2 separate regions of the Homo sapiens genome follow, and region 1 is linked to region 2. A link is a loop called in an ENCODE intact Hi-C map of the cell type or tissue named here. Cell type or tissue: heart right ventricle. All regions are shown on one strand.

What was found. A loop is a pair of places that touch in the nucleus more often than their neighbours do. Peaks named below come from ENCODE experiments on the same cell type or tissue, not always from the same donor. Only the 100,000 strongest peaks of a DNase experiment are listed, where the experiment ranks them.
Region 1: it touches region 2 in a loop (16-fold over the local background); 18 of 110 quality-filtered maps call a loop at or near these places.

What each region holds. Positions count from the first base shown.
Region 1 is chr7:153,832,459-153,840,458 of GRCh38, forward strand. It overlaps a transcript of DPP6 not described here. Among named protein-coding and RNA genes, the nearest start is that of DPP6, 220 kb to the right of the region's middle. In heart right ventricle, no CTCF peak of the experiment used is centred here; a DNase peak (open chromatin) is centred at 3,431.
Region 2 is chr7:153,377,702-153,385,701 of GRCh38, forward strand. No RefSeq gene overlaps it. Among named protein-coding and RNA genes, the nearest start is that of LINC01287, 31 kb to the right of the region's middle. In heart right ventricle, CTCF peaks have their summits at 4,040 (motif pointing right) and 4,245; no DNase peak of the experiment used is centred here; H3K4me3 peaks cover 375 bases.

The sequences.
Region 1 (8,000 bases), 450 kb after region 2:
ATGTTTGCATTTTATGAAAAAACAACATTCTAATGCAGTTCATGGATATCCTCCACTTTTCACAAGTTGCTTTTGTAGGCTAGTGGTGTGTTCTTCCCCAGGCAGTTTGCCTGATGCCAAGGACTTAGATACATCATTTGCCATCAGTGGAAGTCTGAATAGGATGGAGGGATATATAAATAAGTCAAGAATGCGTGACCCAGAGTGACATATTATACTGGAATGATGGTATACCATGAGAATATGTGGCATAAGGTAGTTAGAGGTTTTGATGTCCTATGTTTAGCAGTGATTTTTTTCTGTAAGCACACGGTTGTTATTCCAAAGATAATATGTACTTTCAAGCATAAGTGACTTTATTTCAATCTATAGTCTCTTTGAGTAATTTTTATTCTTCCATTTCCAAGACTCATGTCGTGTTGGGGCAATAGAGATAGTGTACTGTAGAACTGTTAGAATCCCAAATGCCTCCCCTTGCACTCATGGAAGCTCAGATGTGGGGTGGTATTAGAAGGATATACTTGCTTATTTCTCAATGTGACACAGCTAAGGTGCATATCATTTTCCTTTGCCGTGTATGGAAAACTTAGCACTCATCTTCAACATTTGTTTAGAGATTTGGGCTACATGGTATCTCTGGTTGAGGCCTGGCAGTTTTCATGGCAATGCGAAAATGTTGATTGAATGACTTCCTAAAGTATTCATCTCTTGCCTGTGCTTCAGTGGAACTGCATGCACGCTGCAAAGGGGATTTTCCAGAGTTGTGGATGCAACTAATCTCCTAAATAGATCTCCATCTCTAGTCCTCCATCACCCAACTCCACTCATGTCATACGCAATCTAAAACGTAATCCTCTTTTTGTATAGGCATAAGCATGATTTACAAACTCTCAAGATTTAAACTGAAATGGAAACAATAAAAAGGGAGAAGCCAGCCGGGCATGGTGGCCCACACCTGTAATCCCAGCACTTTGGGAGGCTGAGGCGGGCGGATCACTTGAGGTCAGGAGTTCGAGACCAGCCTGGCCAACATGGCAAAACCCCGTCTCTACTAAAAACACAAAAATTAGCCAGCGTGGTGGCGTGCCTGTAATTCCAGCTACTCAGGAGCCTGAGGCAGGTGAACTGCTTGAACCCAGGAGGTGGAGGTTGCAGTGAGCTGAAATTGGAGTGTCACTGCACTCCAGCCTGGGCAACAGAGCAAGACTCTGTCTCAAAAAAAAAAAAGGTGGGGGTGTGTGGGGAGAAGTCAAATTCACCTATCTGGCTTTGGAATCTCTCTACACTACATAGTTGGCATGCACTCATGTCTTGCTGTACAACATGGTCCTAAGTAACTCTATCATAGGACTGAAAAACCTTGGCTCACGCATTTCCTACCAGTGGGACCAAGGACAATGCATTCTGCTTTCATCTCTGCAGCCTTTAAGACACAGCTAACCCTCCAGCATAAGGATTTCCATGCCTCACATTGTCTTAAAATATCTGTTGTACTTTTTGCCTTGTACTTTAAACTCCCAACTTCTTGGTTAATAGTGTGAGTATGGGCCAGGTGCGGTGGCTCATGCCTGTAATCTCAGCATTTTGGGAGGCCGAGATGGGTGGATCACCTTAAGTCAGGAATTCAAGACCAGTGTGGACAACATGGCAAAACCCGGTTTCTACTAAAAACACAAAACTTAGCCGGGTGTGGCAGTGGGCGCCTGTAGTCCCAGCTACTCTGGAGGCTGAGGCAGGAGAATGGCTTGAACCCAGGAGGCAGAGGTTGCAGTGAGCTGAGATTGCACCACTGAACTCCAGCCTGGGTGACTCCATCTAAAAAAAAAAAAAAGTAAGTACATCCCATCTCCTCCTAGGAAAGATTAAAATATATTTAGGAATATAATGGTAAATTAATTTCTTTCTATGCTAATACTGTCAGCCATGGTGTAGATCTGGAGCAATGTGCTTAACCCTCTGGGCCTCAGTTTTCTAAGTCAAAATTTCCTGAGTCTCAGTTCATTTATATGTAAAATGAGGATAAGAACCTCCACTTTACTTGCTTCTTCTAAAGGTTAAATTGTACAATAAAATGAAGAGCCCAGCAGCATGTCACGCATCAGGGATTAGCATAGTTGCATATCACCTTTTGGTTTACATAGAATTTCACAAATATTATCTCATTTGATTCTTGAAACAATGAGATGGCCAGAACATGTTGTTTTGCATCATTTTATAGTTGAGTAAACTGAAGTCAGGAGGGCCTATTAGCAAGCTGCATTTGCTGGAACTGCCTATTCAATAATTATTTAATAAATAAACAATTTAGGGCAAGGAGAATGTGTCTTTTCATATAGAGAAACAACGTGGCAAATGTTAATCCAGTTAAGTAGGTACATCTTAATGCTAAATGATTATTCGGGTAAATATAGCTGGAGCATTTGTATTTTCACTCGGCAATAACTATTAGCAAGTACTCTGTACAATATCTCAGCAACTCAATACAGTGCAAGGCTCCTCTTGAGGAATGGTAGTATTAAGAGAGAAGTAAGCAAAATTGACAAGGAAGAACTTGTTTATCTTGGCTAAAGTAACATGTAGGTGCCCCCTCATTCTTGTTATATATGCAGATAACAGATTATAAATAGGTGTGATGTTAGTGAATCCAGAGGGGAACTAATGGAAGAAAACTGAATTTATTTCTGTCTAACATATTGTTTCTTGTCAGTTTCCTTCCTTTGTAATATAATTTTTAACAAAATGCCTGACAAGTAATTTAGTGACAGATGTGATTAATGCTGACGTGGCTTTTAAGTAGCAGTGAACAGTTAGAGGAAGCATTGTTGTAAAAATAAAGGCTGTCTTCCTGGTGTCTTTCAAATACCTAGAAAACTAAAAGACTAAGTTTGCCCTCTACTGGAATTCAGAATTATACCACTGGCGGTTTTATGACTGTGTGGAAAAAAAAAAAAGGATCTGTGTATTTTTCGTTTCCAGGTTACAAATTCAAGCCTCCTTTTACCACCTTGGTTAATCCGCTTTAGTATTAGTTCTATACATACATAAGATTCTGTGAACCAAATGCTCTCAAGATAGAATTTCCATTCCCATGGAAGCCGGCTGTGAGGGCAGGTGATCAGGTGCTCTACACAAGGATTACAGCAGGAATTTTGGCTCTCCTACTCATTTTGCAAAATATGAATAATCACCTAACACACAGTCTGGGGTTTTAGTAGTTTTTGATTGGTGTTAGGAACTTAAAATAACCCCAAGAATAAAATTGTGCCAGAACCTAGAACATCATCCAACGATTGGTTTTGAGGACAGACCTAAGAGCAGCCAAAAGGGAAAGGGGGTGTTACGGAGGCAGAAAGCTGCTTACTGGCCTTTTCTAAAAACTGCACTTCCAGTTCACTGGCTCTGAGCATGCCTGGTACAACAGTCCAGGGGGTGGAATTATTACGGCAGCTGCCCTGGGACCAGTGCCAGTAGAGGTCTGGAGACTCTAGGGAAGATAAAGGTCAAAAAGATGGATCACAAGACCCGTCAGCAGGAAGTAAAGCTGGTTTAGGCAAAGCAAAGTGCAGCCCTAATTTGTCCTCTCCTTCTGGCTAAACATCATTTAGTCTTCCTCTTCCTTATCTGATCTCCAAACACCACCAGCCAATGCCTATATTTTGTTGTAACATGAACATTTATACGTGCACACTCAGTGGTGCACAGATTTCAGAAACTGGAAAATAGGACGTTTGCCACGCTGGAGGCCAATGCAAATCAACAAATCAAACCCTTGTGTGCCTCTTTCTGGCTCAGATCTTTTTCACAATTTATCGCGTTTGGCCAAAGGTTCAGAGAGAAAATAGATGCAATATTATCTATCAAAGCTAGAGTGAGCATTTGTACGTGGGGTGGGGGTACAGGGGGAAGAAGAGTGCATCCCAGACCCTATTTTACTCTGATATTTAGACTTTAGTATCTAATATAGCAGTTTGCTCTGATTTTAAAATAGCCAGGGAAAAGTGGGTTCAAAAGTTACCTATGCCTCCATAAAGGACATTATATAATTTATCTTTGCTGGTCCTCTGGAATAGTAGAAACTGGCTCCTATTATCTAGATCAAGGTGTTTTATTGTAAAAAGAGAATAATGACATTTGTTTTCTCAGTTTGTAGAAACATAGTCAGTGGATTAAATTTTATACATGTTTGAGCTTTCTCTCAATATTTTTCATAAAACGTAGGTAGCCTGCCAGTACTTATCCCTACCAGAATGAAGCTTCTTACAGTCTCTGATAAGGCATGATGCATGTTTTGATGTAAATATTTTAAGTTTATTGTAGCATTTCATGCCCATGATATATTAAACCAGGTCATGAATTCCAGGGCTCTGCCCCATGAACAATATTAGACTCACTCTGACTTCCAGTTAAAATTACTCCCCAGGTTCAGATAAATTGTGAAAATAAAAGATACTTGGATTACCCTCTATCTTGTGGCTCATAAGAGAGTGGCTGCTGCGGAGGCTGGTCCAGCAGCATCCTTGGTCAGTCAGGGCCATCGGTGTGCCTACATCCCAGGCGGAGGGATGCAACGTGCTCATTGTAATCATCATGCCACACCGCCAAGAAAATATTTGACACTGAGATCAGAAGACAGGGATTCATAGAGTTTCTTTTTAGATCATAATCACTTCTAAACCATGGGGGGTTAAATAGGATTCTCCTTCAAGGAAAGTGAAAACTTTTGAGGTGTTTTCTTTCTCAAAGTATACAATTTGTCCATTACAATGGGATGGTGCACAATTTTATATCTACTAAAAATGTGTTTTTTTTTGTTTTTAATCCAGGATATTCACAGCAATAGCTGCCAATGTTTGGCCCTCAACAATGGGTCACAAGTATTATGATAACTAACTAATCTAGCATCGCTACAATTCTGCAAGGCAGATGTTCTTGCCTCAAGCTTTAGTTAAAGAAATAGAAGCCCAGACAGCTTAAATACCTTAACCAAATTCACTTAGCTAATCAATATGAGACACTGGATTCAGACTCAGGTTTTTCCAATACTCACACTCATCTTTGTGCCATGCTACCTTTCCAGGAAACCTGTTAATTAAAAATCCCTTTTCTACTCAGAATATATACTTTTCAATGCTAATACAGACCGATTTTCCTACTGTCTTATTGAATGTATAGAGGGTCACTGGTAACATCAAATAACAATGCCCTTTTCCAGATCTTTGTAGTTTTTTCTTTGTTTTTATTTTTGTTTTGAGACGGATTCACTCTGCTGCCCAGGCTGGAGTGCAGTGGCAAGATCTGCAACCTCCACTTCCCAGGTTCAAGCAATTCTCCCCTCCTGAGTAGCTGGGACTACAGGCACCTGCCACCATGCCTGGTTAATTTTTTTTTTTTTTTTTTTTTTTTTAGTAGAGATGGGGTTTGCCCAGGCTGGTCTTGAACTCCTGACCTCAGGTGATCCACCTGCCTTGGCCTCCCAAAGTGCCGGGATTACAGGTGTGAGCCACCATACCTCTTTGTAGTTCTTATAAAAGTCCACTACCTGTGTCTCAGGCAGGTATTATTGAAGCTAGTTTTGGGAAGAGAGCTACTTCAGAAAAGAAAGGCAAGTACAATCATGAACAGGTGTCATAATAGGGCCAGTATAAAATTTCTCAAGATGGTAGGAAAAAAATGTGTCTACACGTTAAACCACAAACTTCATACTGGGCATCCAAGAAGTGGACCAGAACCAGGAATCCCATGCATAAGGGTTCCACTGGATTCCACACTCCAAGCAGCAGTTGACTGTTGAGTCAAGGTTGCAAGGGACCAGAGTCCACAGCCACAAACCCAGTGGAAGGGTGGGGAATTCTGCCAAAGAGAGACAATTTCTCTCTCCTCCATGCTAGGCTGTCCTCTGTGTTTCAGTGGAGATTTCAGTGAAGAATTCAGTGGAATTTCTTCACCCTGATGTTGAAATTAGCAGGAAGTTACCCCTGGATAATAACTCTGCCCCTGATTGACTCAGGTAGAAAGAAGTGAGAATTGTGTTACCATGTAACTATTGTTGAAACAGCAAGGTGAAGACAAAGGGAAACATGAAAATAAGAGAAAGAGAATGGGATACTGAGTAACAAAGGATGTCTGTGAGAATCATTGAGAGGTTCCACTGATTAAAATAACAGAAACCAAGTTAAGAGTGAAATAGCGTATAGTAAGTATTTTATGTCACCTCATTCCATCTTAATGCCTTGGTGTAAGAAATGAGAAACGTTTTCTGAAACTGTAACAAGCAAACAGTTAATGGCTAGGTCAAAGTACTGGAAATCACATTTGGCCTGCAGCTGATTTTTCCAGCAGATGACATTTGCTTTAGCTTAAACTAAAATAAAGGAACATTATTGCTCTGATTGTTCCAGCTTATAAGTGAAATTCTTTCCCACTTAAAATTGAAAAATTAGGAGCATTCCTGGCACGTGAATGATATTCAGTACCCAACACCAGTGGTTCTCAAATGTGCCATTTGAGTCAGTTTCTAAACGTTGTTGAAACTGATTGCTGGACCCACCTCCAAAGTTCCTGATTCAGTAGATCTAGGGTAGAGCCTGAGAGTTTGCACTTCTAAGAAGTTTCCAGATGCTGCTGCTGCTGCTGCTCAGAGGACCACACTGGCAACCACTGCTCTACACTAATGTGAACCGTGGCATGTGTCTCGCTATCTGATGTTACTCTTCTGTTTTCCCCCATTGGAAACAACAAACTATGAGGAAAAAATATCTGAATTCTTACACTGGTATCATTGACTGGAAAAAACAAATAGTCATTAATTTGACAATTGTCATCTTTTAATTTGGTGGGTTAAAATCTGACAGGATGTGACGCCAAGGCATTTCATCCTTAGTGGTCCCTTCGAGGTTTCACACATTATTTCTTTGCTGAGACCTTGAGAGCACAATTACTTGCCAGAGGTTTTGCAATGCAATGGTGAGGAATGCAGAATGTTGGGTTCAGCTGATGGACCCTGAACGCTAACCAGAAGGCACACGTGTGCACACTTAGGCTTAGAGTCCTCTTCCAGGCTGACTAGTCCAACCTCAGACAGCCACAACAGTAGGGAGAAGTCCCACTGGGCAGGCTCCTTTCTGAAGTCACAGCTGCATGGACAGATTTCTCTCCTACACCTGACCCTCTGGGGTAGAAAAACACACGTTTTCACAGTAGACATCAATAGACTCTTTCAAGTTAATTTCATGGAGGAACCTAAATCATCGCGTGCTCATGGATCCAGTGGTTCTCAACCTGTCCTTTGCATCACAGTCACTTGGAGGACTCACTGGAAAACAGCTTGCTGGGAACCGCCCCCCTGTTTCTGATTCAGAAAATCTAGGTCTGATTCTAGGATCCAAAAATGTGTTTCTGATTCCCAAGTGAGGTTGTTGCTACTGGTCTTGAGGTCCACATTTGGAGAACTGTGGGTCTTTATCCAAAATACATAGAAGAATTCTACATTGACAAAGTGAAGATGCTTGTTCCCAAATGCTGGAGATGTGTGATTTTGGCTTTGTCCAACAATGAAAGCTCTACATAGCCACTGTGTCCTGGAGTCCTTATGAGAGATAGACAGTTTTATTGGTTGTAGAAATTTGCAACTTTGTACAAGGGGCAACATTTACACAAGATGCACATTTTTATGAAGATCTCTTCTAAAATTTTGAATAATATTCCATTTCAGTGTGCTTCACTAAACTTGTTGCAAACGTGATTTCAGTAATTTCCCTACTTTCAATTACTAATTGCATTAAAATATCAGAGAAAAAAAACATACTGTGCAGCAACTCTCAGTCCAGGAAAGAATGGATATGTAGAAAGGATTTTTTATATAATTTTAGGTTTATAATAGAAACTATAGAACTGAATTAAAATGTAATTTCTAGTAAAAATTCTTACTCTTTTCTAAACGCAACTCACACATATTACCCTGTAATTTGATTTTGGTACTTGTATGAATTCTGGTGTTAAAT
Region 2 (8,000 bases):
GATGCCTTATTAGAGGTGAAATTTTGTGAATTACATTGCCATGAAGAAGACATTTGCTAATTTCACCAATGATGATGGTATAGGTATGTCATGGGTAGCAAAGGCAAATCCATGTCTGGAGTTGGGGCCTCTCCCTGGGATGGCACACAGCAGCACCTGCCACGATGGAGAAAGGCTGGAGTAATTAGCCTGCCCCCAGGCGCTTTCTTGTTCTGTGGAAAATGGTGCCAAATCCTAGGCTCAGTGCTGGCCTCTGCTCTTAGAAGATTGGGCAGTTCATGGGGCAGGCAGGGTGGAGAGAACCCCCCATTTCTGTGTATATGCATGCTATTCAATGCTGTCATCACAACTGCTTTGTGTCCTTTAGACCAGCAGTCTCCAACCTTCTTGGAACCAGGGACCGATTTCACGGAAGACACTTTTTCCATGGACCAGGGGAATGGGGGGATGGTTTGGGATGATTCAAGTGCATTACATTTATTGTGCACTTCATTTCTATTATTATCACATTGTACTATGTAATAAAGTAACTATACTACTCAACATAATGCAGAATCAGTGGGAGCCCTGAGCTTGTTTTCCTGCAACTAGATGGTCCCATCTGGGAGCGATGGGAGACAGTGACAGATCATCAGGCATTAGATTCTCATAAGGAGCATGCCACCTACACCTTGCATACACCCTTGCATACACCGTTCACAACAGGGTTCGCACTCCTATGAGAATCTAATGCCACTTCTGACCTGACAGCAGGTAGAGCTCAGGCAGTAATGTGAACAATGGGGAGCAGCTATAAATACAGATGAAGCTTTGCTCACTTGCCCGCCGTTCACCTCCTGCTATGTGACCTGGTTCCTAATAGGCCACAAACCAGTACTGGTCCATGGCCTGGGGGTTGGGGACCCCTGCTTTAGACCAATGCACAGGTGCTGGAGGAGACACTAATATTTGTAACATGGGTTATCTTTTCCACTTGATTATTGGAAGCCTACATCTCATTGGATGGTCTCTGGGTATGTGGGGGGCAGTTGTGGGGGAAACAAGTATCTTCGTAACTGTGACAACTCCAAGAGCTAGTTATCTATATACTTTTTTTTTCAGACTACTTTGACGTCCATCTTCCAAACTTGTTATTTTTAAGTTTTTGAGCAGTGGTCCAATATGATAGCCTGTGCTATCAGATCATTCTGGGTAACTCAGGCCATCTCTCATTCCACAGAAATCCACAATCTGATTTATTTCCTGGACTCTGCTCCCTGGAAGGATTTTTCTCTACTACTGTCTTTTAGAGTTATCCCTGTGTGGAGCTACAATACACTTTTGGCTGGTTATATGTGTATTATGCAAAGCCATCTGTAATCAGTACTATACTTTTGTTAACTTTTCATAAGAAACCCCTATGAGGCCACAGACATATGTTAAGGACAAAGTATAGACACAGCGACAGGCATTGGTACCGGATGAGTGAACTACCCAGCGACTTGTGTAATTTACTTGTGCCTGTTCTAATACAGACTGTTACCAATGTGTATGTGAATACTACAATTTATATCTGATTGTATGACTGGGTAGATCAGAAAAAACACCGCTGTTGGGCAGTTTAAATTGCACAGTCACTTGGTATCTTATGGTCAAAGTTTCTGCCAGGGTCAAGGGGAGGCCAGGACCTGCTTATCAAATGGAGGATAGTTGCTGGCAGAAGAGGGCACAGCTTCATTCCAGAACCCAGGGGATCTATGCAGTGATGTGTCAACGTCTCTATAGAATATCTTATCCGTCTTACACACAGGAAATGCTATTGTATGTGTTGAAGCACAAGCCCTAAGGAACAAGACAGCTTGAACTACTTCCTGAACCTTCTTTCTCTTTATTCCCTCCACTTTCCACACTGGCAATCTTGGAGGTTAGCCAATAATTATAATATAGAAGCATGCTGAAATATCCTGTATGTGTCCTTCAAAATGCATAGTCTATCAAGGGTTATGTACTTTTTTGACATCAATGCTACAAAGTGTTACAACATATCTCTCACTTCAGAGGAGATATTCTAATATATCTGAGACCACTGGCTCTCTGGAAAACTTTATCACTGTGGCAGACTCCCAAATATTAGTGAACTTTATCTGTCACCTTCTTTGACACCTGCTCCTTCCTCTTATCAGATTCATTTAGCAAAATATTATTGACATACTGGGATGCCTGTGGGATGTTAAGATATTCCAGTTCTCTCTTATTTGTCTTATGATCAAAACAAGAGAGTTAGTATAACCATGAGATGAGATCGTGAAGGTGTACTGATGCTCCTGCCACATGAGGGCGAACGGTTTCCGAGAATCTTTCCTGATAAAAGTGCAGAAACATTATACACCAAGTCCACAGCTGCATCCGGGGTGGCAGGGCCATGCTGATTTGTTTCAGTAAAGATGCCACACATGGAGCCACAGCTACATAGATATCACCACCTAATTATGTGTGCAGTAACCCCAAGTAATCTTGGGGAATAACTACAGTCATTCCCCAAGGTTCAGCTGGTCTTTGCATCATATAAACAGGTAAGGCGGATGGGCATGTGCAATTATTCTTACCCTACAGGTTGTGCTAGCATTGATCCCTAAAGTGCCCCCAGACATGCAGTATTGCTTTTGCTTTATTATTTTGGCGGAGACGATGTGGTTCTAGGGGCTGTCGCTTGGCTTTTTCTACCATGATAGTCTTCACTCCACAGTTCAATGTAGGGATCCCACCAGTTATTAAACATAACCTACTTTCAATACATGTTCTGGGGCTGGGGAAATAAACACAAATTGTGCCTATTATTCCACGGGGCTCACTGTAATATAGAGTCAAGCTGAGAAGATCTGTGGCCTGGCTTCCAGAAGCCCGCCTGTGGGGACATTATTTTTAGCTTATCTGAGAATTAGCATTAGTTTACAGCCAGAGTCTGAAAACCTTCAGAAGACTCTCTGTCTTTTCTTTTGGTCTCTAAACAGCCATTCCCACAAAATGGTTTCAAATTCCGTTTGTAAGTCTTGTGGTGGTGATGGTGGCTGGTGGGGGGCGGGGGTGGATTCCCAGTATATTCCTTTGACCACAAACATATATGAGACCAAGAGAGGCAACCGAGAGCTACCGGAGTGCATGTGGCTTAACCCAACATCTCAGCTATCAGCGTTCTCAGCCCTGCGCCTTTACTAGCCCAGAAAAGGGGTCTGACATTTCGGGGTGGGGGTGGCTCCTTCTCCTCCCTGCACTGAAAAAAGAATCTGCCAGCCCCATGCAGGTGCTTTGGACATTTATGAGAACAGGTGGACAAGGAGAGAGATGAACAGGACTACAGCAAGAAGAAGAAGGAAAGAACATAGGGAGAGGAGATATGTTCAGAATAAAGAAGCGAGAAGAAGAAAGGATGGGGCAGGTAGAGACCTAGAGGAGGCAGGGAAGAAGTAGGAAGAACGGGTGTTGTTATTTCGCTTGTTTTAAAAGGTAGGAGAGGAATGAAAGGGAACAGTTTCTCGGGGGAAAAGATAAGGGCTAATTTTGGAGCAGGTAAAAGTGGACGTGAGACATGTTGCTAGGTAGTAAATGTTAGACTGTCTCTAATAACCTTTGAGGCTTGCCAGTAAAAAGTGAAATTCCGTTTTAATTATTTTTTCTCCTGTTTCCACAATACTTTTAAAATTATCTGTGCTGGAGCCCTTGTGGTGTGAATCAAATGGATTACGGCTTCAATAGGGATCCATAAGCTCCTGACCCTAGACTCTCCTGAAGACAAGGTCTGTGCTGCGGGGAGGGGTCGGAGGCAATCACCTCCTGGGGGATGGGCAGCTCAGCGTCACCAAGTGAAAGTTAGGATCAGAAAAAGGATGCTGCATTCCAGGGCCAAACGCTGCAGATGTCTCTGTTATGCTCTTGTTTTTTCTTCCTTCCACTTTTACTTGCCAAAAAACGGGGAGTAATATCTTTTTTCCCTTTTTCTGGGTTGATAACAGAGAGACTGGCAAGGACAGGCTCGCCCTTCTGTAGAGCCTCGCATTGGCCACCAGGAGGCAGTGTTGTCTGCCTCTCGAACTTGGCTGCCCAAGGTGAGAAGGTCTCGCTGTGGGAACTGGAAGGGAAGCCTGGGATTCCAGATTATTTTCAAAAAAAGGGGAAGAAAAGGGCCAGGGAACTAGGATCCGAGGTAAGCCCCTGTGGGAAGTGTGAAGACAGAGCAAGACAAAGACAAATGAAATAAGGGGTTTCTTGAAGAGTTCTGATGTACAGGTTACCTCCAACACTAGTGAATTCCCATGTCCACTAGAATTTTAGCAGAGACCACATGATCCCCTGTCAGGCGGGCATAGGAGGAAATCTACCTCAACAGGCTGATTTACCAGAAAACATCTGACGTTCAATGGCTTTGTCGAATGAGTTCCATCAGGAACTCATGAGGGCCACTGCCTCTTCATCTTTCTTCCAGCACCCGGTGTGTGTCCAGCTTCCAAGAAGGTTTGTCAAGTGAATGATTTAATAAAGCTTCTGACCCTTGTGGAGATGGTATATTTGAAGGCACAGAGCCCAGGTCTTCGTATCAGTCCTGCAACCTTAGCTGGGTGTCCTTGAGAAATAATTTCTTCTGTCTGAGCCTCACCTCTCTGTGCATAATATCATGCGCAGATATAAAATCTAATTCTCCTGAATGCTAGGCTGCAGTTATGGATATGTTTTTGAAGGGATAAAATGGTTATAAATAAGAAACACGGTTTATTCTTTTGCTGTTTTAGACTTCTTAGGGTCAAGTAAATTTCATACGTGGAGGTTCTTAGAGACTTGCCTAAGGAACTCCAAGGGGTCGGGTGGGGAATGGGTTAAAATAACAGTTGTCTGAGCAAGGGACACAAAACAGCTAGAGAGCCCGTCAACTAGACTTATGCCCTGGACAGCTGCCTTCATGGTTCAAGAGGAGACTCTCCTGCTGACCTGTCAGAAGGACAGTAATATGGGTGGCTGCTTTGCTGTTGAACCTCCCAAATTCTCCCTGACAGGCCTCAGACCATTGCAACGCTGGATTGTAAGAATCTTGGAGGCAGATCTTATGTTTCATCCAGCCAGCAGCTCTTGCTCAATCTACTCTGCAAATTCCTCGTACACTTGACTAAGATTTTCCAGAGATGTGTCCTCTGGGTGAAGACACCCTGGCAACCTCTCCATACACAATAAAATTTATGTGTTTGCATCACCAAACATGAATCTTATATTTTTATTTAATCTTCATCTGTTCTTTCTCTAGCGGCCACTGATCGAGTCACTCCATCCAAGTCAGAAGCACCGCCAAACGCACCTCGAACTTTTGGACTCCGCTTCATTTTCTACTCTACTGTGACTATTTCAATAACTTCATATCTTCATTTTATGGTGGGGGGGAGGTGTCTGGAATGTTGGAATTGCTTATAAGCCATTTTATTACCCTCTATTATGACTTTCCGAACTCCTCCAAAGTCCTGTGAGCTCACTGAAATATCTTGGTATGCCCAATGCCTTTCATCATGTGATACCTAGAGCACTCAAATAAACATTTTTGAAATAATTTGATATAGGAATGGCCTATAAGCTCTGCAGCCAAGGATAGGATCACCACCCATGAAAACCAGCTCAGTCAGGGATGCTTGCAGTTTTGTTTTCTGAGAGACTCATGCAAATGCCTACTTTAAGGAACATAGATATTTTTATGAGCACATGCTTCCATGAAATCACCTATTAATACATGTAAAATTTTAATGAACGTTAATCTCAGCCCTGTAGGTAGGCAGAGCAAATAGTACTTTTCTAAGGGTTTAGTTGCAAGATGAGAAAATTGAGCCGTAGAGGGGTTAAGTGATGGCTAGGGTCACGTGGCTAATACATGATTGTGTTGTGCAGAAATTGCATCTCTCAGCTTTGACGACGTTGCCCTTTGTCCATCGTGCCTCATGTCTCATGGCTTGTGGAGTGAGAGACTGGTGGATACAGGCTCATAGAGGTTTATAATGTGTGTCTCTGATATCTGCCCCAATAATTGGGCAGAATGCTTTGAATGTGAGCTTAAGGAAGACAAGTGCTAACTGGTAAAGTTAAGTGGTTTAAAATGCATTTTGAGATATTTCACCCAGACGTGAATTACTGACAGGTGAATACAATGAATATGGAGAAACCTCTTCTCTGCCAATGAATAACATTTTGCTTTTGGGCAAGTAGGTAAATGCAAGGAGACTGTCTTTCCCAGCTACACTTAAAAAGTTTAGCACAGGAAAAATTGAGCAATGTCCTGGCACACTCAATATTTATTTGTAAGCCTGCTCTGGGCAGAAAAAGAAAAAAATAGTTTGAAAGCAAGCTTTGCATTAGCTAGGAGTTTATTTGTTTGCCAGATGATTACATAATTATATTTGCAAAGGAACATATTGGTATGTCTTACTATTTTCTTGTTGATATATTGATGTAAAGTATATTAGACAAATTAGAAAGGAGAAGGGTAAAAATCTGCCTCGTTGTGTACATGTGTGGGCTGCAGAAGATTAGAATACAACTTGCAGAATGTGTTTGCCCATCCATTATGATCATGATTGCACTCTTCATTCTTCTATTGTGGTAGAATGATTTTTTTTTTCCTGTTTCTTCTCTCCAGCGAGGCTGGCAGCTAGGCCAGCAGGGAACACAGAGCTTTGCACAGAGTAGATGCTCAGTAACTGTTGCATGAATTTTTCTTATTAAAATGCTTGCAACATCATCTTTATTAAATTTAACTTCTGTGCATGTAAAGAAGCAGATAATGTTGCATCTGTCCACAGTCTGCTGGTGGGTGATGGGAGAGGCACTGGGGAGTCCCATTCATAGAAAGCTAGTACTGCCTGATTCTGTTAGTTCTTGGGTCTAATGATGAGCTAAGGTCGAACTTGCGTGAGGAGGAGAGTGGTTTTGGTCATATTAATCAAAAGACAGAATTCTGGGGAAGTCAACACTGGCAGTCTGGGAAATGAACTCAGAATGTCTGATAAACAATGTGTCTTATTTAGACCTGGGAGTGTCCCTGATTGTGTGTTCATTTTTTCCTTCACTGAATGAATAGTTTTTAAACTCCTTTTATGTGCCCGGCACTGTTCTAGGTGTAGAAATACAGCTGGGAACAAAAGAAACAAAAATCTGTGCCCTGTGGGGCTTACATTCTACTGGAGAAAATGGAAAATAAACAATACCAGGAGCGTGTGACATCATAAGAGTGGAGACTGTATGGACTGTATAAAGATTCACTTTGGGAGGCTGAGGCGGGCCGATCACCTGAGGTCAGGAGTTCGAGACCAGTCTGGTCAACGTGGCGAAACCCTGTCTCCACTAAAAATACAAAAAATTAGCTGGGCGTGGTGGTGGGTAGCTGTAATCCCAGCTACTTGGGAGGCTGAGGCAGGAGAATGGCTTGAACCCGGGAGGCAGAGCTTGCAATGAGCCAAGATTGCACAACTGCACTCCAGCCTGGGCAACACAGCAAGACTCCGTCTCAAAAAAAAAAAAAAAAAAGACTGTAAGATGCAGCTCATTTCTCATGGACTGGAGACATTGGTGAAACAGGGGCAGGACCCTGCAGTTACCTTTCCAGCTGGGAATTTGACATAACTAAGCCTTCCAGGACTGTATCCCTCACAGGGAGAAGCAATCAGACTTGCTGCATATATTTAAACATTCATTATCAAAATAAACCTGCTGCATGTAAATAGCTTTAACCCAATGGAAGTTATTTGTTTCTCACAGGAGGGCATTAAAACAGAGATCTGTTTTAAAACAGAGAGTTAACACCAACTCAGGGCTTTGCCAAGGAAATTTAAACAACAAAGTTTGGATGTAAGAAAATGCTTGGCTGTGCTCACCCTTGCCAATACTTACTTCCCTCTCATTTTGTATCTTTGTATTTATCATCTCTCTCCCCATCTTTCTCCCTGCTCCGCCCCCACCACCATTATCTATGTCTTGCATGCTGTTGCTGCCTCACA